Regions from separate parts of the Homo sapiens genome. Here all the other regions are linked to region 5. A link is a contact called in ENCODE Hi-C data. All regions are on one chromosome and are shown on one strand. The core of a region is the stretch at or near the end of the contact, and the rest is flanking DNA. Distances in the headings are between cores, read along the strand shown. Region 1 holds the start of PPP2R5C (protein phosphatase 2 regulatory subunit B'gamma). Region 2 holds the start of LINC02320 (long intergenic non-protein coding RNA 2320). Region 3 overlaps PPP2R5C (protein phosphatase 2 regulatory subunit B'gamma). Region 4 has its middle 40 kb from the start of LINC00618. Region 5 holds the start of CCNK (cyclin K).

What was found. A loop is a pair of places that touch in the nucleus more often than their neighbours do. Pooled maps may share reads with other maps.
Region 1: a map with no recorded cell type shows a loop between it and region 5 (27-fold over the local background). The contact joins the promoter of PPP2R5C here to the promoter of CCNK in region 5. A Hi-C loop is called at or near these places in 1 of 168 maps with a recorded cell type or tissue (aorta), 4 of 37 single-sample maps with no recorded cell type and 11 of 50 pooled maps.
Region 2: a loop to region 5 is called in a pooled map, with 5 times the contacts of the local background. The contact joins the promoter of LINC02320 here to the promoter of CCNK in region 5. A Hi-C loop is called at or near these places in 4 of 50 pooled maps.
Region 3: a pooled map shows a loop between it and region 5 (4-fold over the local background). The contact joins the enhancer-like site here to the promoter of CCNK in region 5. A Hi-C loop is called at or near these places in 6 of 50 pooled maps.
Region 4: a pooled map shows a loop between it and region 5 (2.2-fold over the local background). The contact joins the enhancer-like site here to the promoter of CCNK in region 5. A Hi-C loop is called at or near these places in 2 of 50 pooled maps.

The regions. Positions count from the first base shown.
Region 1 is chr14:101,758,235-101,763,587 of GRCh38, forward strand. PPP2R5C (protein phosphatase 2 regulatory subunit B'gamma) reads left to right here and starts at 3,475. Exons shown (of 16, transcript NM_001352913.2): 1 at 3,475-3,686; 2 at 4,671-4,736. The coding sequence starts at 3,660. RefSeq lists silencers at 2,321-2,430, 2,501-2,650, 2,711-2,760, 3,221-3,380, 3,391-3,630 and 2 more.
Region 2 is chr14:101,728,811-101,733,795 of GRCh38, forward strand. It overlaps LINC02320 (long intergenic non-protein coding RNA 2320), which reads right to left and starts at 2,496. Exons shown (of 6, transcript NR_184269.1): 1 at 2,244-2,496. It overlaps LINC00239 (long intergenic non-protein coding RNA 239), which reads left to right and starts at 1,627. Exons shown (of 4, transcript NR_026774.1): 1 at 1,627-1,677; 2 at 2,547-2,658; 3 at 2,978-3,166; 4 at 3,426-3,715. RefSeq lists enhancers at 2,062-3,261, 2,304-2,363, 3,094-3,193.
Region 3 is chr14:101,816,907-101,821,928 of GRCh38, forward strand. All of the region lies in intron 3 of PPP2R5C (protein phosphatase 2 regulatory subunit B'gamma), which reads left to right. Among named protein-coding and RNA genes, the nearest start is that of PPP2R5C, 58 kb to the left of the region's middle. RefSeq lists an enhancer at 3,618-3,877. Within about 2 kb of position 2,810, at least 10 of the 41 ENCODE cell types and tissues checked have a DNase peak (open chromatin) inside an H3K27ac peak, as active enhancers do.
Region 4 is chr14:96,900,776-96,906,200 of GRCh38, forward strand. No RefSeq gene overlaps it. Among named protein-coding and RNA genes, the nearest start is that of LINC00618, 40 kb to the right of the region's middle. Within about 2 kb of position 3,581, at least 2 of the 41 ENCODE cell types and tissues checked have a DNase peak (open chromatin) inside an H3K27ac peak, as active enhancers do.
Region 5 is chr14:99,478,532-99,483,821 of GRCh38, forward strand. It overlaps CCNK (cyclin K), which reads left to right and starts at 2,878. Exons shown (of 11, transcript NM_001099402.2): 1 at 2,878-2,948. It overlaps SETD3 (SET domain containing 3, actin N3(tau)-histidine methyltransferase), which reads right to left and starts at 2,328. Exons shown (of 13, transcript NM_032233.3): 1 at 2,197-2,328. RefSeq lists enhancers at 1,459-1,960, 2,769-3,138 and silencers at 1,809-2,008, 2,119-2,578.

The sequences.
Region 1 (5,353 bases), core at 2,225-4,724, 2.3 Mb after region 5:
CTTCCTCCGTGATTCAAACACTTCCCAGCAGGCCCACCTCCCATCGGTGATTACATTTCAACATGGATTTGGGTGGGGATAAATATCCTAACTATATCAGGGACCATCTCAAAAAAGTGTCCCAGAGGAGCAGGGGTTGGAAGAAAAGGAGTTTTGTGTGATGCGAGCAGTGCCTTCATGAACATGGAATGTGGGGCCATCCTGGAAGAGGTAACCCTCAGCCACACACACACACACACACCCACATAATGGCTTTATATCCTATCTCAATAGCTTGTCCTGAATCCCTTCTTTTGGGAGCAGGAGCTATATCTATCTTTAGCGTTCCTGTAAATACCACAGCACCTAAGACACTGCATGAAACCCAGTGTGTTCTACGGGTAGTCGGTAACTAACTGTCCTTAAAGATGGTCCTCCCTAATGTGGGCAAATGAAGCCAGTCCAATGGCCAGTGACGTACACATGCAGTTGTACAGGTAATGGTGTTGAGTCAGATTTCTCTGGTTGCTATGGTTTCAAGGTCACTGGATGTTAATCAGGCAGCTTTGCTTGTACCCTGTCCCTATGCTTTCCCTAAAACTCTAAACTGACCTGAGAAACCTCTAACCTGACATGCAACTAGTCCTCTATGCTATATTTCCAGTTGCCATCTTGGACACCTCTACCTACATTTTGCGGACACAGCAACGTGTCCCAAACTGGAATCTTGTTCCCTTGCAAACCTGCCCTCCACTTGCATCCCTTCCTCATCATTCACTGTGTTGCCCAAACTACAAGCATGAGCATTCGCTTTTTATCCTCGATTCTGGCTCTCTGTCGCGTCGGCGATCCTTCCCCCCGTTGCTGTGGAGATGCCTCCCTGGCACGCACCTGAACCATAGCTGGATGCTGATTGCTCTTTCTGCCTCCTGCTTTTACTTCCACCCTCACCTCCTCCACACTCCTGCCACCGATGTCTTCTAAAATGCAAATGTGAGTACATCACTCCCCACTTCAGTATCTGTCAGTGACCCTGAAATGCATTCAAAAAGAAGTACAATATCTTGGCAAGGTCTACCAGTCTTAATTCAGCGTCGCTGTTCCTTCAGTCTCATCTCCGGCCATAACAAAACGTCCTGTGCAGTGCTCTGTCATGCTTCCAAGCCTGACCCCCCTCACCCCAGTCCTGTAGACTTGTCACATGTCATGTCCTTCTGATTGCTGGTTTTTTCTATTTCCATGCAAGCATGTGAACTGCTTGAGGACAAGGGTAGTGCCTTGTTCACCATGAAATTTCTGGCATCATGCTTTGCACATAGTAGTTATCCAACAAATGTGGGTCGAATGAATGAATTGTATGCAACACCGGATCAGGAGATATGATACAAGGATTTGGGTGGCAAAGGATTGTCTCAGAGATGCCTCTAAGCCTCCCTAAGAGTTCATGGCCATAAACCAATAGTTTCAGAGCTACTCCTTTTTGATATGGATATATCCTGGACTTATTAAATTGACAGCACATATTTTATTTTTAAAATGTTATTAAGTTAACTAGGGGCATCGCTCTATCCTCAAAATTGTTTTGGAGACACCATTAACCCACTTAAATTATTAATAAAAAAGCCACTTATTCCGCACAAATAGTTGAGACTGTCCTGCTTACCTACAGATATTCGTCTAAGAGCCGGCAGACATTCAGATACCCGCAGACAGAACTTACTTTCTGGACCTCCCACAACATTCCTCCCTTTAGATCTTTTTTTTCTTACCCCGTCTTTCAGCTTTCTCATTGCAGAACTGCTGAGAATAATGGAAAATGCTTTGCCTGGAAACTTCCAAGAACAAAACTCCGGGGGCTAAGAGAACGCGATGATTTTTAAGCTGCCAGTTAAGATGCAGCTCCTTCATCATCACAGGTGAAGCACCAATGCCTCTCGCACGTGAAATCCGTACGCTCCTAGAGTCTTACTACCTAATGCATTTCTGCAATCTGGGACGCCTGTCCTTAGCGTCTTCAATAGTTTTGGGCACGAGGTGGACCGCGGAAGTATTGTATTGAAAAGTTAACGTTTTTCCCTTGGACACCCTCTCCTCACAGCTATTAACAAGCTGAGAGAAATCAGGTGACTCCCAGTCATGCAGAGGTTTCCTCACCATTTATGATCAAGCCAAATTAAAGAATAAAAATAAAATCCTATTGGCGCAGCGGCCACCAAGTCTTTGAGGCCTCGCCTCGGTGGGCGGGGCCGACGCCGGAGGAGAGGGGCTGCGCATGTGGGCGTGACCTCGCGGAAGGAGCTGCGGAGGGCGGGGCCGACTGGAGAGGGGCGGGGCTGTCGGGTGGGTGGGACCTCGCGGCAAAAGCTGCGGAGGGCGGGACCAACCAGGAAAGGACGGGACTGTCGGGTAGGCGGGACCTTGCGGGAGAAACTGCGGAGGGCGGGACCAACCAGGGAGGGGCGGGCTGTCGGATGGGCGGGACCTCGCGGGAGGAGCTGCGGAAAGCTGAGCTGGTGAGGGGAGGGGCTGGTCGAGGGGAGGGGCTGGTCGAGGGGAGGGGCTGGCCGAGGGAAGGGGCCGGCCGAGGGGAGGGGCCGGTCGAGGGGAGGGGCCGGTCAAGGGGAGGGCCCGGCCAAGGGGAGGGGCCGGTCGAGGGGAGGGGCCGGTCGAGGAGAGGGGTTGGTCGAGGGGAAGGGCTGGCCGAGGGGAGGGGCTGGCCGAGGGAAGAGGAGGGGAGGGGACGGGCTGGTCGAGGGGAGGGGAGGGGAGGGCAGGGGACGGGCTGGTCGAGAGAAGGGGAGGGCAGGGGACGGGGTGGTCGAGGGGAGGGGACGGAGGGGAGGGGAGTGGAGGGAGAGGAGGGAAGGGGAGGGGAGGGAAGGGAGGGGAGGCGGGGCCCAGCGGTGTCCCGCGAAACTGCCGCTCGCTCGGTTCCCGGGCCTCCCCGTGCGCCTCAGTGCAAAGCGTGCCAGGCACTCTTGACTGCAACGAGAGCCGCGGCGGTGAGGGGGCAAGGCCAAGAGGCCACGGTTCGCGTTTCGCCGGCTGCAGAAGTTGTTGCCATACATTTCAAATGTGCATTTCCTACGTCTCACGCTCTGTCTTGCGCCTCCACAGCGGGCCACGGCCCTGTCACCGCAGTCGCAGCCACATGCTCCCTCCCCTGAGTCGGCTCAGCTCTGCTCAGCGGTCAGCCCCGCGCCAGGAGGCCGCGGCCTGCCTGAGGCCGGCTCGCAGCGACTCGGGACGGAGGGCGGGGGCGTGAACGGGTCGCGCGGAGAGGGTGGGGGGAGCGGGGAGCGTTAGGGTACGTGGGGGCGCGTCGACCAATGGCAGGGCGCTGTTGAGTGCAGCGGGGCGGGGCCGGGCGCGGGGGTGGGGCGAGCGGCGGGCGGGGCGGGGCGGCCGGCCGGGGGGTGGGAGGAGAGGGGCGGGGCGGGCCGGCCGGGGGAGGGGCGGAGAGACGCCGCCGCTGCCGCCGCCGCCGCCGCCGCCGCCGCCGTGGCTGCCGCAGCCTCTGGGAGTCTGGAAAAGGGGAAGCGAGAGCAAGCGAAAGACTCAGTCCCCGGGCGGCGGCGGCGGCGGCGGCCGCGGGGGCGCGACGGCCGGGGCGGGGGCGCTGCTGCTGCGGGGGCAGGCGGCGGCAGGGGCGGCGGCGGCGGCGGCGGCCCGCTCCAGCCATGCCGAATAAAAACAAGAAGGAGAAAGTGAGTCCGGGCCCGGCCGCGGGACGGAGGGAGCAGGGAGGGACTGCCGGGGGAGGGCGCGACGGCACCGGGGTCCTGCGCCCGGGCCCCGGCTCAGTTCCCCGCCTGACGCCGCGGGCTTCGCGTCCCCGAGGGCGGCCGAGCCAGGCATCCCCGGGCTTCTCTCGGCCTCATGCCCGGTGGGGGCGGGGAGCCCGGGGATCGCGCCGGAGCCGCGGGGCGCAGGCCCGGGCCGCTGGGACCTTCGTGATGGGCCGGGGCTGGGCGTGGAGGGAGGGCGCGGCCCGGGGAGGGGGTCGGAGGGGCGCCCGTTTCCGACAGCGCGCCGTGGGCTTGGGCGGGCAGGTGCGGCCGCCGAGGGGGTTCGCAGCCTCGCAGGCTCCCGGAAAGGAGCTTCAGGGATGGGGGCTGTAGACGCCTGGGGAGGGACCCCTGTACGGGGGAAAGGGAGCGAGAAGGGACCCCGCTGAGAGCTGGTAAGGAATTCTCTGCCGCCCCGGAGGGACGCTCTGGGGCTCTCGAACACTATTATTATCCTGGGTGGCGGCGGCGGTGAGGGCTGCGAGCAAGGGTGCTGCGTTTGCATTCGGGGGGGCGGGTATGTTTCTGCTTCAGGTGGAGCTCTGTAGCGTTTCATTATCACCCCAGAAATCCTCACTCATAGGGTTTAGGGTGGGAGGGTAGAAAGGGATGTGATGTGGATCTCAAAATGCCAGAAGCACTGTATAAAATTGGATTTATCTGTTTTCTGCTTGAAGTTTTCAACCTCAAATGCAGATAAAACGAAAAGAATCTGAATGGGGGTTGGGGGGCATTGCACTGTTGGAATCCTAAACGGTATGATATAGAATTTCCTAATGGTATGAATTAAAAATATCAGAAGCTGTAGTTGTATAAATCACTTTTAAAACTGCATTTGGCTTATCTGATGTTTACCTGTCTAAAAAGTGAGAAGACTAATTGACTTTGCTTGATGTTTACCAGGAATCACCAAAAGCAGGGAAGAGTGGAAAAAGTTCAAAAGAAGGACAAGACACAGTAGAATCAGAGGTAACTGTCATCAAATATTGACTTTGTATTTTATACACAGCTTTTAACTTCAGGTAGAAAAACCGAGAGTGATAAAGCCTAGAATCTTCTAAAATGTTTCCCTATGTGAGGTTTTTTTTTTGTGGTGTCTTTTATAACCCTCAATTTTAGTTGTTTAGGTATTTACTGTTTTGCTTTGGAAAACTATTAATGATTTTATGAAAATTGTGCTTGCCTATGGGGTTTGTTTGTGGGTCTTTTGGGGTTTTTTTTGTTTTTTATTTTTTTGAGACGGGGTCTCACTTTGTCACGCAGGCTGGAGTGCAGTGGCGCAATCTCTGCTCACTGCTACCCCTTGCCGCCCAGGCTCAAGTGATCCTCTTACCTCAGCCTCCCAAGTAGCTGGGACCACAGGAACATGCCACCACACCCAACAAATTTTTTTTTTTTTTTAATAGAGTCTCACTCTGTCACCCAGGCTGGAGTGCAGTGGCGCGATCTTGGCTCACTGCAACCTCTGCCTCCCGAGTTCAAGCAATTCTCCTGCCTCAGCCTCCTGAGTAGCTGGGATTACAGGCACCCGCTACCACGCCCGGCTAATTTTTGTATTTTTATTAGAGACGGGGTTTCACCAGGTT
Region 2 (4,985 bases), core at 1,246-3,745, 2.2 Mb after region 5:
ATTGCTTGAACCTGGGAGGTGGAGGTTGCAGTGAGCTGAGGTTGCACCACTGCACTCCACCCTGGGCTACAGAGCGAGACTCTGTCAAAAAAAAAAAAAATTAAAAAAAAAATTTGTAGAGACAGAGTCTTGCTATGTTTCCCAGGTTGCTCTGGAACTCTTGGCCTCAAGCAATCCCTACCTCAACTTCCCAAAGTGCTGAGCTTATAGGTGTGAGCCCCTGCACCCAGCTGGAAGTATCTATTCTTATTATCTTCAATTTTTCTCCTCCCATTTTCTCTTGAACCTTTTCAATCAGTATTTGCCTCCTACCACCACATTGAAGCCCTCCAGTGGCTTCCCTATTTCATTTGGGATAAAATCCAAAGTCTTGGCCAGGTGCGGTGGCTCATGCCTGTAATCCCAACACTTTGGGAGGCCAAGGTGGGCAGATCACTTAAGCTCAGGAGTTCAAGACCAGCCTGGGCAACATGGTGAAACCCCATCTCTACAAAAAGTACAAAAATTAGCCATGTGTAGGGGCGCATGGCTGTAATCCCAACTACTTGAGGTGCTGAGGCAGGAGGATTGCGTGAACTTGGGAGGTCGAGGCTGTAGTGAGCCAAGATCATGCCACTGCACTCCAGCATGGGTGACAGAGCGAGACCTTGTCTCAAAAAAGAAAAATAAAGCCAGAGTCTTCGCAGTGCCCACAAGACCCTACGTGACCTGATCTCCCATGACTCATTGCTCCTCGACAGCCACCACTCCGTTCCATGGAGTAGCCCAGGCCAACTGCTCTGCAGCCAAACTCAGGGAAACTTGGAGAACATGTGTGGACCAGAGGACCCCTTCCTCCTGGCTACCAAAAGAACCCCCAAATCCTGCAGCCCACCAGCTGTGTGCCCAGACACAATCTGGAGTAGAGGAGTAGACAGTGGCAGCCATCAGAAGCCCCACTGGCCAAACACTTCAGCCTCAGAATGCTGAGCTGCTCAAAGAACTGGTTAAATGTTTGTATTAGACCAAGGTTACTAGAATGGATGTTTCTCCCCATTGTATTACCCAGCAGAGAGTACCTTTCAAGAAAGATCAGATTAATTAAGTAGGAAAATGAAGACACTCTATTTTCTTTGCACATCTGATGTATTGTGAGTGATTTTGTGACCCTGCTACGTGCACGCATATGCACAGAAAAAAAATATCTTAGAATGTAGACCAAAATATTAACAGTGGTTATGGATGAGTGATGGATGAGTGAACTAACTATAGATTTGGAAGGATATTGTCTGTTTTAAAAGAAAATGAACACTTTCACTCCCAAACAAGACGGAATGTAGAGACTGGATTTCCTCTCCTGCCTGAAAAAGTCAAAATAAATTGGACCAAATATATAAAACAAGAGTTCTCAAGACACTGGATGATATGGTTTTGCTATGTCCCCACCCAAATCTCATCTTGAATTGTAGCTCCCATAATTCCCATGTGTTGTGGGAGGGACCTGGTGGGAGATATTTGAATCATGGGGGTGGTTTCCCCCATACTGTTCTCGTGGTAGTGAACAAGTCTCACGAGATCTGATGGTTTTATAAGGGGTTTCCCTCTCCACTTGGTTCCATTCTCTCTTGTCCACCACCATATAAGATGTGCCTTTCACCTTCTGCCATGATTGTAAGGCTTCCCCAGGCCCGTGGAACTGTGAGTCCATTAAACCTATTAAACCTGTTTTTCCTTATAATTTACCCAGTCTCGGGTATGTCTTTATCAGCAGCATGAGGACAGACTAATACACTGGATATCAGGTAACTAGGCACAATGATTTCTGAGAATGTGGAAAATAAAGTGAGCCTGCAATTAACCCAGCTTCCTTTCTTGAGAGGGTTTCCAAGCTACAGTATGGACAAGGGTACCCAGGTGGGGCCTGGCAGGCTCTTCGAGTTGGGAAGACAGAGCTGAGAGTCCAGGGAGACTCTGGTCACAGGTAGGGGCAGGGGGGTGATGCTGAGAGCCCCTGGGGCATGCCTGCCCTCTACAAAGCTCGTGGTTGAATGCAGGGAGGTGGTCTGGGGGTGGACTTGGGCAATGGGGAGGCTGCATGGGTTAGAGCCAAGCTCTCCCCTCTTCCAGTCTGTCTGGGCCTCTGCAGCTCCCGGTAACTTTGCACTGATTCCAGAGACAGTGATTGCTCAGGTACCCAGGTCTGGGTGTAATTAAAAAAAAAACAAAACAACAACAACAACAACAACAACAACAAAAAACCAAACCTGGCTCTTGGTGCTTTCAGAGATGGCTCAGAGCAGGAATTCTCTAGCTTTGGGGTGCATCCTCAGAGGTGGGGGGGGGCTTGCTGAAAAGACAGGTGTATGGTCCCACCTCAGGCCTGCTGAACAGAAGCTCTGGAGCAGGCTCAGGAGTTTCTTTTCTAACAGGCTCCCCGAGAGATCCTAGCAAATGTTTGCACAACACTCACTTGGAAGCTATGTGACCAAAACCATGATCACAGGGTTGTCCCTGAACACGGTGGGGAAATAACCTCTCCCTTAAATCTCCCCTGCGTGGTGACTTAGGGGAGGAGCCGGAAGAGAGCAGTGCTTCACAATAAAAGGAAGAATTGCTTGAACGGAGGCGTTTCAGGCATGAGTCACAGGCCGGGTGTGGAAGAGGAAAGTGTGAAGCAAGGTAGGCTTCCCAGCACCCCTCCATGCACAGCAGGGGCTGGCCAGCCTCAGCCAGGCCAGATGGAGCCCTGGAGGGTGGGGCTGGCTGCCCAGCTAGAGTGTCTCCTTTTACTTCCAGCAGGAAAAAAAGGCCTCCTGTCAATAGCAGAATCATCTACGTTTTCCCTGCCTTCCTCACTTAAATGCTTTCGAGGAGTGGGAGGAAGAAATTGGAGGCTGGAATGAATACCCTTTGCCCTCCTCTGAAAGCAGCCTGGGAGGGGTGACGGGGTGTAGGAGCAGAGACTTCAAGTGGCCCCCACCTGCCAAACCATTCTCAGGGACAGGTACCAGCTGGGATGTTGGCAGCAGCCGCTCCCCTGCAAGGAGAACCTCCCACTTCCTGTCCCGCACACCTGCCTCATTGGAAAGTGACGCACCCACTGTTTGGCCTCGGCAGCCTGATGTTTCTCATCACACAGGAAGACGGTCATGCTACAGGAAGACCTCGGACTTTGCATCCAGCAGATGTGAGTTCAAATTCCAGCTTTGTAATTTGCAAGCTCAGAGGTGGATTTGCTGGGAAGCTAAACAAGCTTACCTGCAGAGCCCCCAGCTTGCATGGGCCCCTCCCAAGACCTTAACCTCATTTTGTATTCATAATTTTGTAGTCTTTTCCCTTCAAAAGGCAGCCCAAATTTAAAAGCATTAAGCCCCACAAGACCTGAGTCCACCTAGGAGGTGGGAGATATCCCTTGCAGCATGAGAATAATAATTACCACCTCGTAGGGTTGTTCTAGAGATTGTCAGACCGAGACCACGCCACACACCCAGAAGGCACCCAAGTCACAGAGCCTGATATTGTTCCTGGAGCGCCATTGCATCATCCTTGACCACAAGATCTGCGTCATTGGATTTGTCTCAAAAACTTGGGACTCTGGAGATAAAACCTCATTGCAAGGCTACCTTTGCCACTGTATCTTAGCAGCTTTTGAAGCAAAGCATTTCAATATTTAGACACTGTGTTTCTAATGGGTACTGGGATCAAAATAATAAAAACTCAGTCTGCAAAGGGAGAAGAATAGAAACCAGCAGATTTATTATTTCACAGAATGTTCCTCTCCTCTCAGGTAAACATGCCTAATAATATCTGCTTAACTAATGAGCACCCGCATTGTCAGTGGGGCCTTGACTCTGACGACGTAATGCATTTCTGTGCCATTGCACCCCCCACCCATCTCGGAGAGCATCTGAAAATTAAGTGGGGCAGATGTAATTATGCATCTAATATGCAAGGTACATGTGCATGTAGAAGTGTGCATTGTGTAAACAACTGTATCAAATCAACTGCATGTATCTGCTTGGCTCACGTCCTACAAGCACAATTTTCATTTTATTCCAGTTACTTCTTTTTTTTTTTTTTTTTTACAGAGTCTCACTGTGTTGCCCGGGCTGGAGTGCAGCAGCGCCATATTGGCTCACTGCAACCTCCGCCTCTCAGGTTCAAGCAATTCTCATGCCTCAGCCTCCCAAGTAGCTGGAATTACAGGCATGCGCCACCACACCCAGCTAATTTTTGTACTTTTAGTAGAGGTGGGGTTTCACCATGCGTTGGCTGGTCTCAAACTCCTCACTTCAGGTGATCTGCCCACCTTGGCCTCCCAAAGTCCTGGGATTACAGGCATCAGCCACCATGCCCGGCCTTCCAGTTACTTCTTGCTGGCTAATAAATCACCCCAGAACCAAGTGGCTTAAGACAGCCATGAGTGTTTTGTAACAAGCATTGGATGACTATTTCCCCCAGCCCTGGGGACTAACTAGGCTCAGCTTATCTGGGTCTTTCATCCAGTTGCAGTCAGTGGCTTGTGTTTGAGTCATCTGAAGGCTTCCTCACTCACACAGCTGGCATTGGTGTTGCCTGTTGGCTGGGATCCCAGCTGGGAGTGCTGGCCTCTGTGTGTGGACTGGGCTTCCTCCTAGCATGGCGGCTGTGTTCTGAGGCCCAGCGTCCTGAGAGAGGTGGGCAGAAGGTGTATTGCCTTTTACGGCCTAGTCTTGTCAGTCGTGTAAGTTTTACCAAACTCACAGGCCAGCCTGGTTTCAAGGAAGGGAACATAGTCCTACCTCTCAACAGGAGGACTATCATTGCCACATTGTAAAAAAGAGCATGCAGGATGGGAGGCCTTATTTTGGCCACCTTGGAAAGTGAAACCTGCCACACATACCTTCCAAGTATGAATAGTAAATCATTGTGTTTTCCTTAAACTTCATCTCTAAGGAGGCCTGCTGGATGATTATTTGTGAATCTAGTGGTCATCACTGTCTGTGTTATGAACTTACAATTAATGA
Region 3 (5,022 bases), core at 1,560-4,059, 2.3 Mb after region 5:
TATAATATATATATTTATATAATATATATAATATAAAAATATTATATATGTATATATATTTTTTTTTTTTGAGATGGAGTCTTGCTCTGTTGCCAGGCTGGAGTGCAGTGGAGCAATCTCAGCTCACTGCAGCCTCCGCCTCCTGGGTTCAAGCAATTCCACTGCCTCAGCCTCTCAAGTAGCTGGGACTACAGGCACCCACCGCCACAACCAGCTAATATTTTGTATTTTAATAGAGATAGGGTTTCACCATGTTGACCAGGATTGTCTCGATCTCCTGACCTCGTGTTCCACCCGCCTCGGCCTCCCAAAGTGCTGGGATTACAGGCGTGAGCCACTGCCCCAGGATGAGAAATATATTTTTAAAAAATAAGGCTGTTTCGCTCTCTTATCATTTCAATATTCTCTGGTGAAGGAAATATCTTTAAAAAGGGTCTGCTTTGGAAAAAATGTACAAAGAAAATGTAATAACTTAGCTACTGTTTCCTAAGCCATGAGCAGTGGCCTTTCATATTTGAGTCTTTGCCAGCCAGTGTTGGTCCTCTGGTTGTAACTCACAGTAGCTGCACAGACGGCCACACCATCTGACAAAACAGCGTTTTTGGGGTGCATAACCGTTTTTGATGTTTATTGGCATTTTTATTGGTCTTTTGGAGTGTAACTGCCTTTGAGCCACACTAGAAGATAAGATAAAACCAAAGTTTCCTCCGCACTTTAAGAGGCAGGGTGTTTGGTGGCTGAGGGTAGGACCTGGAGCCACACGCCAGGGTCAGATCACCCCCCATCCCCCACCCCGCCCACCCCAGGCAAGCTGAACTGTCTAGGGCATGTGACTCACTCTCTGTTTCTAGAAATGGAACGTGAAATGGGAATAATAATACAACCTACCTCTTTGGGGTTTTTTGAAAGTTAAGTGAATGCACATAAAGAACTTAAAATGGCGCCTGGAGTGTCGTGAGACTCAGTGCTCATGGTGTCTGTGGTTGTCTCTTTCGTAGGTCACGTATGGTACTCTAGGGCCCCGCCACTTAGCCATAATCTGTTTTCTTTTTCTCCAGCTGTATTATCTGTATTTGTTCATCTCAAAGCTCATCTGTCTCTCTCTCTCTCTTTTACCCAGCCTTTTCATCTCTTGCAGTTTGCTTGGCATTTCACCATTTGGAAGAAATTAGTATCATCAGTACCTCTGGAGTTTGCACTATGCTCTGCTTATAGATTGTGTATAGTTACCTGCTAAGATGGTCCTAAGCACATGTCCACGGCCTCAGTTCAGAGTATACTTAATGCTCCCTATTCAGTCTTTCTGTTCCCGTGCTCCAGTCCGTGAAGTCTAGAGTAAAATAAGAAATTGGCATTTATATACATCTCCCCTCCTCATCTTTAACTCTTTTGAAGAAGAGAGTTTTAGTATCACATTCATAAGAAATTTCATCTTTAAAAGTTGGTATTACAGGCGCAGTGCCTCACACCTGTAATACCAGCACTTTGGGAGGCCAAGGTGGGCAGATCACCTGAGGTCAGGAGTTCAAGACCAGCCTGGCCAACATGGTGAAACCCCATCTCTACTAAAAATACAAAAATTAGCCAGCGTGGTGGCGGGTGCCTGTAATCCCAGCTACTAGGGAGGTTGAGGCAGGAGAATCACTTAAACCTGGAGACGGAGGTTGCAGTGAGCCGAGATCACGCCACTGCACACCAGCCTGGGCAGCAGAGTGAGACTCTGTCTCAAAAAAAAAAAAAAAAGTGAGCAATATCTGTGGTTAATCTCAAATAGGGTGGCTTTCCGTGTCATTTCCCTTTAGTTGTTTTTAAATGCAGATGTTGCTTTAATTAAATAATATTTGAAATAAGTGGGGTCCCAACTATAACCTTATATCTTATTGTTTTTAAATGTTGATATTTTGGTGTTTTCAGTAGAATTTGAGCTGTTAACAGTGATTAGGTTTTTTCAGTTTGTCATCGATGTATGTGACCTCGTTATAATACACATGGATTTTTGTCTGCTGGTTGTGTTACTCATGAGCAATGTGTTCTAATTATGGTATTTTAACTTATAACTTATGAAAAAGTTATGTTTCACTCTAGGGAACAAGTCCTGAAGAACCCTCAAGCCCTAAAGTACCACCTCCACTTCTTCCTGAGTTGCTGGTTCTTATTTTTGGTGGGCTTCAAGGAAGAGGTGGGTGGTGAGGGTGTCTGTATATGTGTGTTTACATTTGTAGACAGTTTCTGTACATGTATAATTAGGAATGGGTTGTCGGTTTTGGTTTTTTTCCCAGCTTTATGTAATTGGTCAGACTTCTCAAAGGGGGGTAGCACTTGATAATCGCTCTCTTGGAACTCTGAAGCCTTTGCATGGAGCAGTGTTCACCCTGGGCAGCCTGTGGCCCCTGGGGTCACAGAGCTGCTTTCCAGGGGGTTTGCAAGGCCGTCACTGCCTCATAAGATTACCAAGATCTAATTTACCTCTCACTGTGTGGACGTTTGCCCTGGTGGTGCAAAGGCAATGGTGAGGAATATGGCGCCTTTCTTTCATCGAGCAGGACAGCGGTGTTCAGCTAGCAACACACCAGTCTGACCCAAGAATGTCCTCGATAAAGCATGAAGTTACTGGTTTTTTAAGTCTCAACTCTTTTGTATACCTTTTTAATTTTGTTTTTGTTTGGGTTTGTTTTTAGTTTTGTTTTTGTTTGGGTTTGTTTTTAGTTTTGTTTTTGTTTGGGTTTGTTTTTGTTTGGTTTTTTGGTTGCTCAGGCTGGAGTGCAATGGCGCAATCACAGCTCACTGCAGCCTCAACCTCCCCAGCTCGAGCATTCCGCCCACCGCAGCATCCTGTGTAGCTGGGACTACAGGCAAGCACCACCACACCCAGCGTGGTTTTTTGTTGTTGTTGTTTTGGTAGAGCTGGGGTCTCACTGGGTTGCTCAGGCTGGTCTCAAACCCCTGGGCTCAAATGATCCTCCTGCTTTGGCCTCCCAGAGTGCTGGGATTAGAGGCGTGAGCCACCGCACCCAGCCTCCTTTTTAATTTTGCGTGACGAAATGCAGAGTTCACATGAAGCCGTTCTAGCATGCTGGAGTGTGATGGCCGTCTCGAAGAAAAGCGCCCATGTGATGTGTGAGTTATGAGCCAAAATAGCCACTTTTTCCAGGAACTTTAAATTATGAGAATAGTAATGTAAAATCATTTTTACTTGACAGAACAAAAAGCAGACAAACTGTGGATATTAAGACTTAAATATTTGGCTGATATTTTCTAGAAAATCTATGAAGTGAGCTTATCAATTGAGGGGAAAACAACTGCGACACTGTTTTTGGCCCATGGTAAAATTTGAGCTTTCAAGAAAAATTTGAACTTTGGAGAACTTTTATCTGCCAGTGTAAATGTGGCAGCTCCCAGTGCCACAGACTCTTCTGCTGAGAGGGGTGGTGACATTAGCAAGTGGGGTTTCTTGATGTATACGGTGGAAGGTCACACACCACATGCAGCAGTGTGTTCTCAGTGACCAACGAACGATGCTACAAACAAGCGTGGGTGAAGAGCCACCAAAGTGTAAGACACACTGCCGGGTGTTCATGTAACTGACAGGTTCATCAACATGGTTTCAGATTCCTCATTGCAACTAATCTTTAAGGAACTATCACTTGTTGAATTTTAGCATAGGCAAAGAAGAACATCGGCAATTTTTTGAGAAGCATTGAAACCTCCCTTTTCCCACCAGACGTGTCTGTCTGAGCCTGGGGTGTTTCTTTACATATACTTGAACCAGAATAGCATATCACAGCAAGTTGAACACAGAAGCATGTCGGCAGATCCGCCTGTCTTCTGTTGAGTATTGAAGATACATGCAAAAATGTACAACATGGCCATTTTCTCGCTGGTTTCTTTTTGAAAATAAGGTTATTTTCATAAAATATTACTTAACATGAAGTGAACCTATTGCTAATTTAATGAATAAGTAAATATTTTTAAAATTTTCAAGTATGGTCAGTATCAATGGATATAACCCCCATAATCAAAGCTCTTTAGGGTTCTCCATACTTTCTAAGAATGTAAATAGGTCTTGACACCAAAAAAATGGAAAACACGTGGACTTGGAAGTTTTTCTCGAATGGGCTGGATGTGACCCTGACCCTGTTTTTACCAAGCCTCCTTGGTTTTTTCCCTCTTTTCTCTAAAAAAAAAAATAAAATAAAAATAAAAATAAAAAAAAATTAAGTAGTCAGTGGAATCATCTAAACTGGTCTCTGGGACCATGAGAGCTGAGAGCATCCGGAGCCCACCTAACCCTGAGCCTTCCTCTTGCCTTGGTCAGTTTCCTTCTTTGTTTTTCAAATCTTTTTTTAAAAGCCATTTTCAAGTAATCAATTAATATGTGAATACGGCCCCATTTACATTTTTTCTTCATTGCAAATAAAACTGAAATTTTCCCTAACCTTATCCCCTGAGATTGGTCTACCATCCCCACATCTCAAAGTGACTGCTGCCTGGAGTTTGCTGTGTGTCATTCCAGACCATTTTCTCCCTGTGGGGGGTGGGTGGGTGGGTGTGTGTGTGTGTGTGTGTGTGTGTGTGTGTATTTATCCACATAAATAATATAAATATGTATTTATTCACAGAGTATATAGCATTTTTTGTTTCATTTCTTTAAAAAATTGACATGAGAGCAGTTTTAGTAACAAAAACCTTTTATACGTTTTTAGGATCTTGGTGGCGCTCTCGGTTCATAATGCTCTGAGTTGGTGTTACGTCATATTATCCTGTATTGTACTGTGTATACATACGTTACGTAAATGCTTAATGTGGTCTCGCATGTTTTTCTGTGAATTTGGCTTAAACTTTCAGACTAGGCATCTAGGAGGTGGCGGCAAGTGGAAGGTGGAGCTGTCACAGACACTCGGCCCCCGCAGCCTGTGCATAGGTGCTCTAGGCTAATTTTACAGGTGTGATGACCGGGCCAGAGTGAAACCATGTTGTCTGATTTTAGAACAGAGGTCACTTATGCTTCACCAAGCTGCTGGA
Region 4 (5,425 bases), core at 2,331-4,830, 2.6 Mb before region 5:
GGGTGATACATCACTGCATCTTGGTCTCCTGGCAAGCCAGCAGTAGGTCTGGAATCCAACCAGGTCCTTCTGAGCGAGTCCAAGACTGCTCTTCTCACTACACATGCAGCTCCCGTAGATGTTCGAGTCATTGCCAGGCATGTCACGGACGTCTCCAGTGTGAAGCCACCATAGGACCGTGTATGCCTAGATCGGGGACTGGTAAGATTCCAGGATTTGTCCTGAGAATCAGGGGTCTCTGCAGGTCCTCCCTATCTTTCAAGGTCTGGAAGGAATACTTAACCCACATAACATCTACCCTGTTTAAAGTGAGGGTGGGTGGTGCTCTCCTTCCTCTAAATCCCCATAGCACCATACATGCAGCCCTCTGAAATGCCAATCTAACATCGCAGTCATGTCTCCACTTCTTACTCTCCCTAAGCAAGAAACACTTTGCTTCTGTTTCCCCTTTGTATTCCCCATGATTTTTTGGCACCTAGAAGGCACTTGGTAAACATTGGGAGAGAGAGAGATGGATGAACCAGTGATTAAATAAATGCTCAATAAAGATCTGGTGACTAGATCTCCAGTTCAGTTCATACAGTTCAGGCTTTTGGATGCTTTCTGTTGTGTGCTGTTATTTCCTTTGTGAAATCTCGTTTTCCCACCTGGGACCGAGAGTTCATTTGCATGGGGCCTAGGCCTTCCATTTCTTCTGTGATCACAAAGCAGCTAGCCTATCTCACTCATTTTTAAGAGAGACTGGTTGAGTGTGGAACTAGTGCGTTGGCATAATCAATGAATTTGATAAGGAATTTCCCTTTGGTAATTGACTTTTTGGAAGAGTTTGGAAGAGTTCCAGTTGTTATATTTCCCTTTTCTTTGGGGAAATGGAAATACAGGAAATCTAGAAATCAAGAAAACAATGCAGTTACTACAGATTTAGAAATTCCAGGGCCAGGCACGGTGGCTCACGCCTGTAATCCGAGCACTTTGGGAGGCCGAGACAGGCGGATTGCCTGAGCTCAGGAGTTGGAGACCGGCCTGGGCAACACGGTGAAACCCAGTCTCTACTAAAATACAAAAAATTAGCTGGGCATGGCAGCATGCGCCTATAGTCCCAGCTACTCAGGAGGCTGAGGCAGGAGAATTGCTTGAATCCGGGAGGCAGAGGTTGCAGTGAGCCGAGATTGTGCCACTGCACTCCAGCCTGGGCGACAGAGCGAGACTCTGTCTCAAAAAAAAAAAAAAAAAAAAAAAGACATTCCAGCGAATGGAAAGTGCTAGATGATAGTTGCATTACACATTATGTGAGTGGGCACCACAAATAAGCAGCACTTCTGGAAGACCTCAAGAGGGCAAAGTCACTCCCCTCCCCCATAGTTACAGACACTTCCTCTCCTGAGAGGGCAGGTGGAATCGTGGGGATGCCCTTGTTTCTGTGACCAGCATCCTGGCAATGCCTGTGATGTAGACAACTCAGCCTCCAGTCTGCAATTACTCCTTTTTGATGAAGTGGCCCTTATTCCTGGGCTTTCTTCCCAGGCCATGCAACAACTGTCACTGGTCTAGTCAGCCCTCTGCCTGCGTAAATGACCCAAGAGCCTCCCCCAGTGTTCCCTAGTTGTGTGTGTTTGCAGCCACACAAACACGCATTCAGGGAGACGGGACGGTGGAATTCAAGCCCTCTGATGGATTTTGCATCTACCATTTTTTTCTGTGATAGTCAGAGTCACTTCCTATGGCCTTTGATCCTTCTTTTGCCAGGTTTTTCCAGGAGCTTCTCTGCTCCCAGAAGTCCTTTAACTCCCATTCATCTCTCTAGAAGCCTCTGATACCCTGGCATATATGTTCTTTCTAATATTGCCTGTCTTCCAAAACAAAGATACAATAAACTTAGCGACATTGATTCACACACATACCTTAAGGGGAAAAAGGAGGAAAATTCAAGAAGGTCCTCTATTTATTGCACAGAAAACCAACTAGAAATAAGGGACTTGCCACTCACAGTTCATATCGATGTGATGCATCTTAAAGACACGACTTGTGGTTTTCAAATGAGCTGCTCTCTCTATCAAGCCTTGCAGGTGGCACAATCTCTGCCCCCAAATCCCTTTCTCCTTTTTTCCATTTAACTAATTCCTACTAATTCCTTAAGAGTCTGGTATCACTTCCTCTGGGAAGCCTTACCCAATCCTGTCACTCTGGGTGAGGAGTCTCTCCTATCTGCTCCCTCTTTTACAACTGTTTTTATAATGATATATGTTATAGTGCCCCGACAAACTCATGGAAATACTGGAACAATAATTGTCTGCTGACTTACTCTTTGATGCTCAATGGCTAGAACATAGTGGACACTCAACAAATGATTTTTTTTTTGGGGGGGTACAAATGAATTACAAAATGATTTTAAAAGAACTGTATCACTTTAAAATGGGCTTGATCTTTGAATGATAAAGCACCCATATTTGCAGAGTTGGGGTGGCATAGATTAGATACCAAGCAAAAGAACAAGAGACAATGGAGGAAGTGATTTTCACTCACCTTATTTCAAAATCTGACTGAACAGACGGAAGTCAACAAAATGTAATTCATTCAAATAGCATACTATGTATGCTTCCAAACCTAATGGATGAAATTTATATCTTTTCTATCTTCATAATGAAAATTCAAGGACAAAGTAAAAAACAATGATTAGTCACATTATTTAAGTATGAAATGAACACAAAGACTCAAGTTTATATGATGTTTTCATGCTGTTTTCACAGATTGCTTCATATGTAGTCATGTGATAGGGGTGGGGGCATAAAGAATTTTGGTATTTTCTCTGCAACTAGAGGAGGCCTGAGGTCTGATGTATTTGAGCTGCTCTGAGAGGTGCCTCGCTTCCTATCCAGCCCCGAGGGTTAGCCGCTCTGAGGAGTAATGTATGCTTTTTCATATCTCCCCAGTAATTAGGCAATTTTTATGTACGAGATGGTTTATAGCACACACACCTACATCATTCTGACCTTTCTTCTGTTTACCTGCAGCGTGTGGTATTTTAGGAAGTGACTTTTCTTGGTGAGTGACAGTGTCACACTGCTTGCCGGCTTCCGTGGAAAGCAGGGCAGCCAGCCACCCTGGTTGCCCTCAGGAGCAGGAACTGTAGACCTCACAAAGGCGCCTCAATCTGCAGTCCCCAGCTTGGAAATGCCAGTCTTTCTCTGTGATGCCCTGTGTGGTTCTGGGGTTTTGTTTTCAATAGTTCACAGCATGTAATTTTGAGAGCCGAAGTGGACATTGTAGAACTATCGTTTCCTCCTTGAGGTGAGGGTTCTGGACTGGGGGCTTACATACCAGTATTAGAGAGGTGGCATGCGGGTGGGGGAGGCTCCTCTGTACATGAAGGCAGGTGCTCAATGCACTGAAGGAGGAGAAGCTTGTGACTAGTATGCTGGTTTAGAAATGGGCTCTTGGTCCCCATTGTCTATCTAGGTTCAGAATCTTGCTCCTTTCTTAAAAAGGATTTTGCAAACGTTTTTAATGGAAAGTGCTTTGTTCCTTTCCCTGGCACTGACCGTATACAAGGTGTGGCTTTTAATGAATGATCAGACTTTTAAAAACAAACATTCCACATTGCTTGCATCTTAATCAGTATGTGGTCTGTCAAAGTAAACAGAGTCTCCTATTGCTCCCTCACTCTCAATTCAAACCGTGGGATGTTTTAGGCTCCTCTGGCAGGCCTTGTGCTACAAGAATCTGAAGTGAAAATGAGCATGTTGAGATGAGAGTGAATAAGTTGGCTGAGTCCTCAAGGCAGAGGTGGTGACAGAATCAGCTTAATAATCTCAATGAATGGAGGGCAAGTGCCACCCACAGACATAGTCCTTGGTCTTCCAGCACCAGGCACCCTGCTCAGAGTAGCTGAAGATGGAGGTTCCCTTCCCCTGGGCAGAGGTGAGGAAGGGGGCAGACTGAGATGTACCCTCTTCCTACAAGAGCACATTTCTTTGAACACGCTCAGTGCAGTGGCCATCATCAACTTTGAGGGTACATTTAATGTTGCAAATGCTTCCAAATTCTTTAGAGCCAAATTTAGCAACAAAATGGATAGTCGTGCTAAGGAATATAGCACCTGGGATAAAAACAATGTATTCCTGTAAAAACAAAAGCATTATATGGCTTACAAATGGACTCCAGTGGCAATTCTAAAATAAGAATCCAAATGAGGTTGGAGCAATGACAGCCAATTTCCCCAGAGGATATCATGAAAGCTTCCACGGAAGCACAGAAGTGAACGTATTTGCCAAACAATTGGACAGCACACAAGCATGAAAACTATGGATACCGAGTCAAGGCTGGGGACTTGAGGTTAGTCCACACTCTGCTATATACCCTTGGCACATGGGTCCTGGAAAACCTCTTCCTTTCCTGCAGTAGGCAGCATTTGTTTACTGCTCTAACTGGAATGTCTTAGCCTCCCTCTTCAACAGGTTGACTTCTAGGCATCCTTCAGGACTCAACTTGACTTTCATTTCCTTTCACTTCCTCAATCCCCAGAGAGTTACTGTCTTCTGTGCTCCATCTTGCATGTGTATAAATCTCTATAATGTTGACTTTCCCACTGCATTATTATAATTTTTTGCTTTTTGGTTTTCCCCATCCATGCCCCCATGTTGTGAACATCTTGAAGGCAGGTGTTGCTGTATTCATGTCTGTATTTCCAATGCTTGGCATATAGTAGATGTGCAGTAACATGCTTCATGATCCAATTTTGATGAATCTAGTGTCCTCATTTGTTTCTTGTCCTTTTAAACTCACAGGGTCAGGAAAAATGAGAGAAAAGATGTGAGAATTCTGTGATCGTCTGTGTGGTTGCTGCATGCACACACAAATAATGCTGCGATTTCTGTACACTGATAACTGTGTGGACATATCTCATGGGCCATGTTTCTTGAACATTAGTGTGTGGCTGGCACTGAGGGAGTGCCTCAGATCTGTAGAGCTGGTTCCCTTAATGAAATCCACTTCTAGATCCATTGTATAGCTCAACCCTGCCAGAAATACTCCTGTTTAAGTATGATATGTAACAAGTATTATTTGAAAGTCAATTACCAAAAGGACACCACTGCAGAATAAAAAGGAACTAACTGTGGAAAATTAGAAAGCTACTCAGAGCAGTCTTTAGTCTCAATTAGCCACATTTTCCTGTCTTCTAGCAGCTGAACTCAGAGTGTCATTTGAGTAGGAGCTTGGGCCTGGCAGCTCACGGCACTCTGTTGCTTCTGAGGTCCCCAATTATGCAATAATGGTAATCACTGATGGAGGGCTTGGTTGAGAAATGCCTGTTTCCTCATGTCTAGAGCTCAGTAATCATAGGGGAGGAGTATGTCAGCACAGGATTCGTTGATTTCAAATTATTGTTTGAGAAGGAGCTAAGTGAGATCAGGCTTTTACAGACTGG
Region 5 (5,290 bases), core at 1,628-4,127:
AAACATTGAAGAAAACTGGTACGCCTCAAACTACACTGACATCTAGTCACAAAGCATTCAGAGTAACCCTGACTTGGAGGTAGGATTTTTGCTCATATTTTTACTACAACTCTACACAGCACAAACTATGCACCTGGTTTTCATTGAATTCAATGATTGTCTACTAAATATTCACTCCAAGCAAGCCTCCGTCGCTGATGGTCATACCTTCCCCGGCGCCGTCATCCTGTCATTCTCCTCCAGGCAGGAGAGTACTGTGTTCCAAGGAGGCTGTTGTGACCGTTTATCAGAACTCTCAAAACCAAAACAGTTGTCCAGTGGTTAAGCTTTAAATAGGAAAAATATCACCTCCATATTTTTCTCATTATCCAGTGGCTTCTAAAGCAAAAGCTTAATTATCATTTAAAATGTGGCCTAAATGTCCACGGCACGGAAGAGCAGCGCAGCAGCCATCACTTTCTTACTGACAGTCACTGTGCTCTTACGAGAAGCTTTCGCTATAACCGTACATACAGACATAAGATGTTCTAATCTTCAAATCCAACACCACTCCAATTCCAGGAAAAAAAAGCACTGAGATGTTAGCACACTGGAGAAGCAACCATTTTACTCCTTCAGACTACAGTTCCATTTCAGATATTAACTTACAATCACTTGGAGGGCAGACAGGAAAGGGGTAGCAGAAGGCTAAAATCCAAGGTTGTCTGGGGTCCCAATAAAGAGGTTCTGTAGCTGTTTGAGAACTTGGCTTTGCAAACTACTTTCTTAGGCCGAAGAAAAACTCCTCGGTAAACTGTTGGAATTTCACCAAAGTATCAATCACGGCAGCCCTTGGGACTAATCCAGTACTGCTGGACTTTCACGCATGGTAGCCCGTATAAACACAGTACATACAGCAAGGTTCAAGCAAGTCTTGGCAAATTTTAACAGTGGAGAGGAAGACTGCTTTATTTTGCTATATTCTTGGGTTAAATGTATTCGCTTAAAATAATAAACACTTCTCCGAGATTATTACTGGTTAGTTCAGTTTTGAAATACTGGCAAGGTCATTTCAAGAAGAAAAACGGGAGAGGGAGAGGTATATTTTACATAAGATAAAATTCACACTTTTCAGTGTCCGGTTCTGAGTTCTGACAAACGCATTTATAGTGGCCTCATCAGCACCACAATCAGGCTACGAAGATGGGGTAACTCTTCGAGGATTCTTAAAAGCAAAATTGATTTGTCAGCATACTTTAAAAGTATTTTTGCTTTTGAAACATCACCTTATTTATTTAGAAAAGCAAAATAACACGGTCCGAGTGGTCCTAACCCGCGAATGCCTTTGCAACACTGAAATGCCCTCCTCCCAACACCGGCCGGGCAGGGGTGAGCCCCGCAGCCAGGGGCGCGCGTCACTGTCAGCTCCTTTTCCCAAGTGGAGACCGGGAAAAGACAAGAGTTGCATCGCCGGGCTGGAGCCACGAGGAGGAAGAGTTAACGCCGGAATGACAAACTCTAAAGCACCGAATTGCCTCTCCCTAGTAGGGCACTGCGCGTGTGGAGCACGGCCAGGGGCGCGTGGGAAGAAAGACGACCTATTTCCTACGTCCGTCTTCCTAACTGGACGGCGCGGGAGGAGGCGGGGGCTGGTCCCCGGGCACCCTGGTGGGCACCGAGAACTCGCAGAGAGGAACATAAAACCGCACAGCCTTCCCCGAGCAGCGGGGTGACGGGAGGAAGGAAGGAAATGGGAGCGCGACCCGGCCGCGCGCAGAGCCGAGCCGACTAGCGCGAGGGGCCCGGGCCCCACCCGAGAGCAGGCGCGAGGGCCGGGGACAGCGGGGCAAGCTCGGGGAGAGCGCTGCCTGCACCTGGCACCACCTCGAGACCGGGTGGCGCGGGGCCCGGGAGCGTGGGCGCCAGAGGGGACAGGGCAGCGGCGAGCGCGCGCCTCTCGCCCCGCAGGGCGCCCGGGCAGAGGCCGACCGGCGCCCTCCGACCCCGCCGGGCCCTCCTCGCCCTGGCCCCCGAGCGCACACCTGCCCCTTCAAGCCCCGGGGCCACAGCGGCCGGCGGGGACCCTGGCGGGGGCGCGGGCCGGACTTCGGCCGAGGGGCGCTGGCCAGGGCGAGGGACGGCCTCGCAGAGCTCGGAGACGCGGCGCGAGTTTCCCCCGCGGGCCGCGCGGGCGCAGAGACCGCCGCCAGCACTCACCTGCCCGCTTCCCCTAGCGCAGCGGGAACGACGTACTCCGGCCCGGACCCCGCCGTCCGCCTCAACCAACCCCCAGGCGGTGGCGGCGGTGGCGGCGGCGGCGGCCGGACGGGAGGGGCGGGACGGCAGCCTGAGACGGCCCCGCGACCGCGGCCCAACGCTTCTCCTCCCGCCCCGGACCCCGCCCCCGGGCCGCAGCCGCCGCCGTTCATTGGCCCACGCTTCGGACGCATGGGCGCGGCCCCGCCCCGCCACCCAGCCGGCGTTCCGTTCGGGGTCCTCCCCAGCCAGTGGGCTGGCAGCTCCCGGGGGCAAGAGCGGCCGGCTCAGCCGCCGCCAACCACGATGTCGCAACTGGCTGCGTTCGCCCCCGCCAGAGCTTTGATTGGACGAATCTCGACCCGGGCCCCGCCTACGCGCCCAAGTTCCGTTAGCAGGTTCGGTTGCTCCAGAATGCCTTTTCGCCCCGAGGGGCGGGACCGACGGGATGGGCCCTGTGGCTGGCTCCTCCCTCTGTAAGCAGCAGCCACTGACCCGCGGGGCGGGCGGGGAGGAGAGCGGCGGCTCGTTCCTCTTTTGAGAGCTCTGCTTTCTTCCCATTGGTTGACAGGCATCCTACTCTCTCCGCCCCTCCGGTCGCTTGGTGGCGTCTCAGGACGCAGCGTGATGACGTAGGTCCCCGACATTCCATATACAAGATGGCCGCAGTCGGCAAGGAGAGACGTCGCTGAGGGGCTTGCCTGAAGCGAGGGGTGAGTGACCCACCGACTGAGGGCAGCGCCGCCCACCTCCCGCGTATCTGGAGGTCGGAGTAGGTTATGGCCAACCGCCGCTATCCACTGGCGGAGTCTCTCTTTCCGGATTCTGCCTCCCTCCGCTAACCTCCGGTACACATTGAACTTTGCGGGCGACGCGGGGTTGTGGGGCGGGCGTGTAGAGAGGGTCTGAGGCGCCGGGGCGGGGCAGGGAGGCCGGACTCACCCTAGAACTGGTAGCGGCCCTCGCACTGGGGGGCAGTCAGAGTTGGGGAACTTTCTAGGGGTTGGGCAAAAGGGGCAGCGGTGTTAACCGCGCACAGTCTCACAGCCACAGACTTCTCATATCTCCCCGATTATTTCGCGGCGTATTAGTCCCAACCTTGGCTAGGCCTGAAACTTTTTGGAGGTTGTTCCATGTCTAGGGTACTCCGACTTTGGAGTTTTGGAGAGCCACGTAACGAGGGTGCGGCTAAGATGAGGAAAAGGCACTTCCGGGATTAGATTTCGTTCTTGCCCAGACATCGTCTTTACGGACCCGCTCCTGGTGGTTGATTTGGTTTGTTATGAGAGAAATTGTTCTTTAGAAAATTGGAGCGTAAGTCTAGAGGTTATGTGACAGCTCCTAAACGATTGTCTGCCCAAGATAGGCTCGGTAATGCTCCCTAAATTTAGACTGCCAGTTAAACGGAGCTTTCGCTAAGTCATCTGAGGTTAGGAACTATTTCTAAGAGCATTTCTTAAGGGTGGTCTTCTGTGTTTTTAAGAGAAACTTGGTGATGTTTGTGTATCTCGATCTAAATCGCTGTTTACAGATACCTAGCACAATGCCTTGCAGTTGTAGGTGCCCGCTAAAGGTTTGTATGAATGATGTTGCTAGAATGAAAGCGAGGAGCTTTCAGCGCCTAGAACACTGCCTGACGTTTAATAAGCCCTCTGTATTGCTGAATGAAAGAATGGATGGATGATGGTAGTGGTAGTAGTATTGATAGACATTTGGATTAAAGTGCCCTTAGGATGCTTACCTGTTAAATAATCTTGACTATGAATATAATAATTATCCAAGATTGTCTTATTCAGAGTGACCACCGCTGGTGTCTTTTAGGGTTTTTTTCCCTCTTTTATCTCATTTCGATTATATTGTGATGCATTATTCAAGCATATTAGTTGATTTCTGGGCAAATCCTGTTTAAATTTGTTCCATTTTGAAAATGTAGTTTGCACTAACAAGCAATAAAAACTATTCGAGTTGTTAATGAGGTTCTTAAATTTTAAATGCTGTTTCTAAAATTGAATGTCATAAAGAAAAATTGGTCATAGCTGTGGCCTATAAAATGGGCTAGTTCATTTCAGGACATTATATTTGAAAGCAGTGACTCTGCTGAGTGTCTGAAAGGGAGGACAGTGTTTTCTGCTTGTTTTCTTTAAAATTGGATAAGGACAAAAAAATCTAGAGGAATTAAATTCAAGGTAATTGAGGAGATTACAGAGTGATCATATTTTTAAGCTCAGGTAAATTGTATACCAGAGTATTTGCAGATGACTTTATAAAATCGTTATTCTTAGATTTTGAAAAATCCTAAAAGTACAGTTAATGATAGAAGACTAGAATCTGGTAAATGTCTGTTTTCACATAGAACCATTCGATGGCTCTTGGCTACTAGGAACCTATTAATAATCTGTTTTAGAATCTTGTTGGAAGAGCCAACAAGTTTATGAGTACTTGGGAAAGGAGAGCTGATTCCCTGAAGCCAGCAGAGCTTCAGTGAGAAAAGGCCAGGTGAGGCCAGAGGTGGTGGCTCACGCTTATAATACCAGTACTGTGGGAGGCCAAAGCTGGAGGATCACACAAGCTCAGGAGTTCAAGACCATCCTGGGCAACATAGTGAGACCTCACCACTACAAAAAAAAAATCAAAAAATTAGCCAGATGTGGAGGTGCATGCCTGTAGTAGCTACTTGGGAGACTGAGGCAGGAGGATCACTTGAGTCTGAGAGATCAAGGCTGCAGTGAGCCGTGATCGGGTGACTGCGCTCCAGCCTGGGCGACAAAGCAAGACCCTGTCTCAAGAAAAAGCCAGGTGACACAAATCATATTTCCTTTTGTTACAGTTTACTAGACTGGTGGTGATTGGGGATTGTTGGACATAAGTTCATTTAAGTTTATTTAGGACATAGTCTTCCAACAAGATTCTAATACTGTGTGTAGACACAAGAGTTAAATGTGCATTGGATAAGGTGTGGTTAGATGGATTTATATCCATGCAAATTACCAAACCCGAAATGTTGATTAATGAGTTGATGTAAGCCTGGGGAGATGTCTTTGGAGATATGCTACAG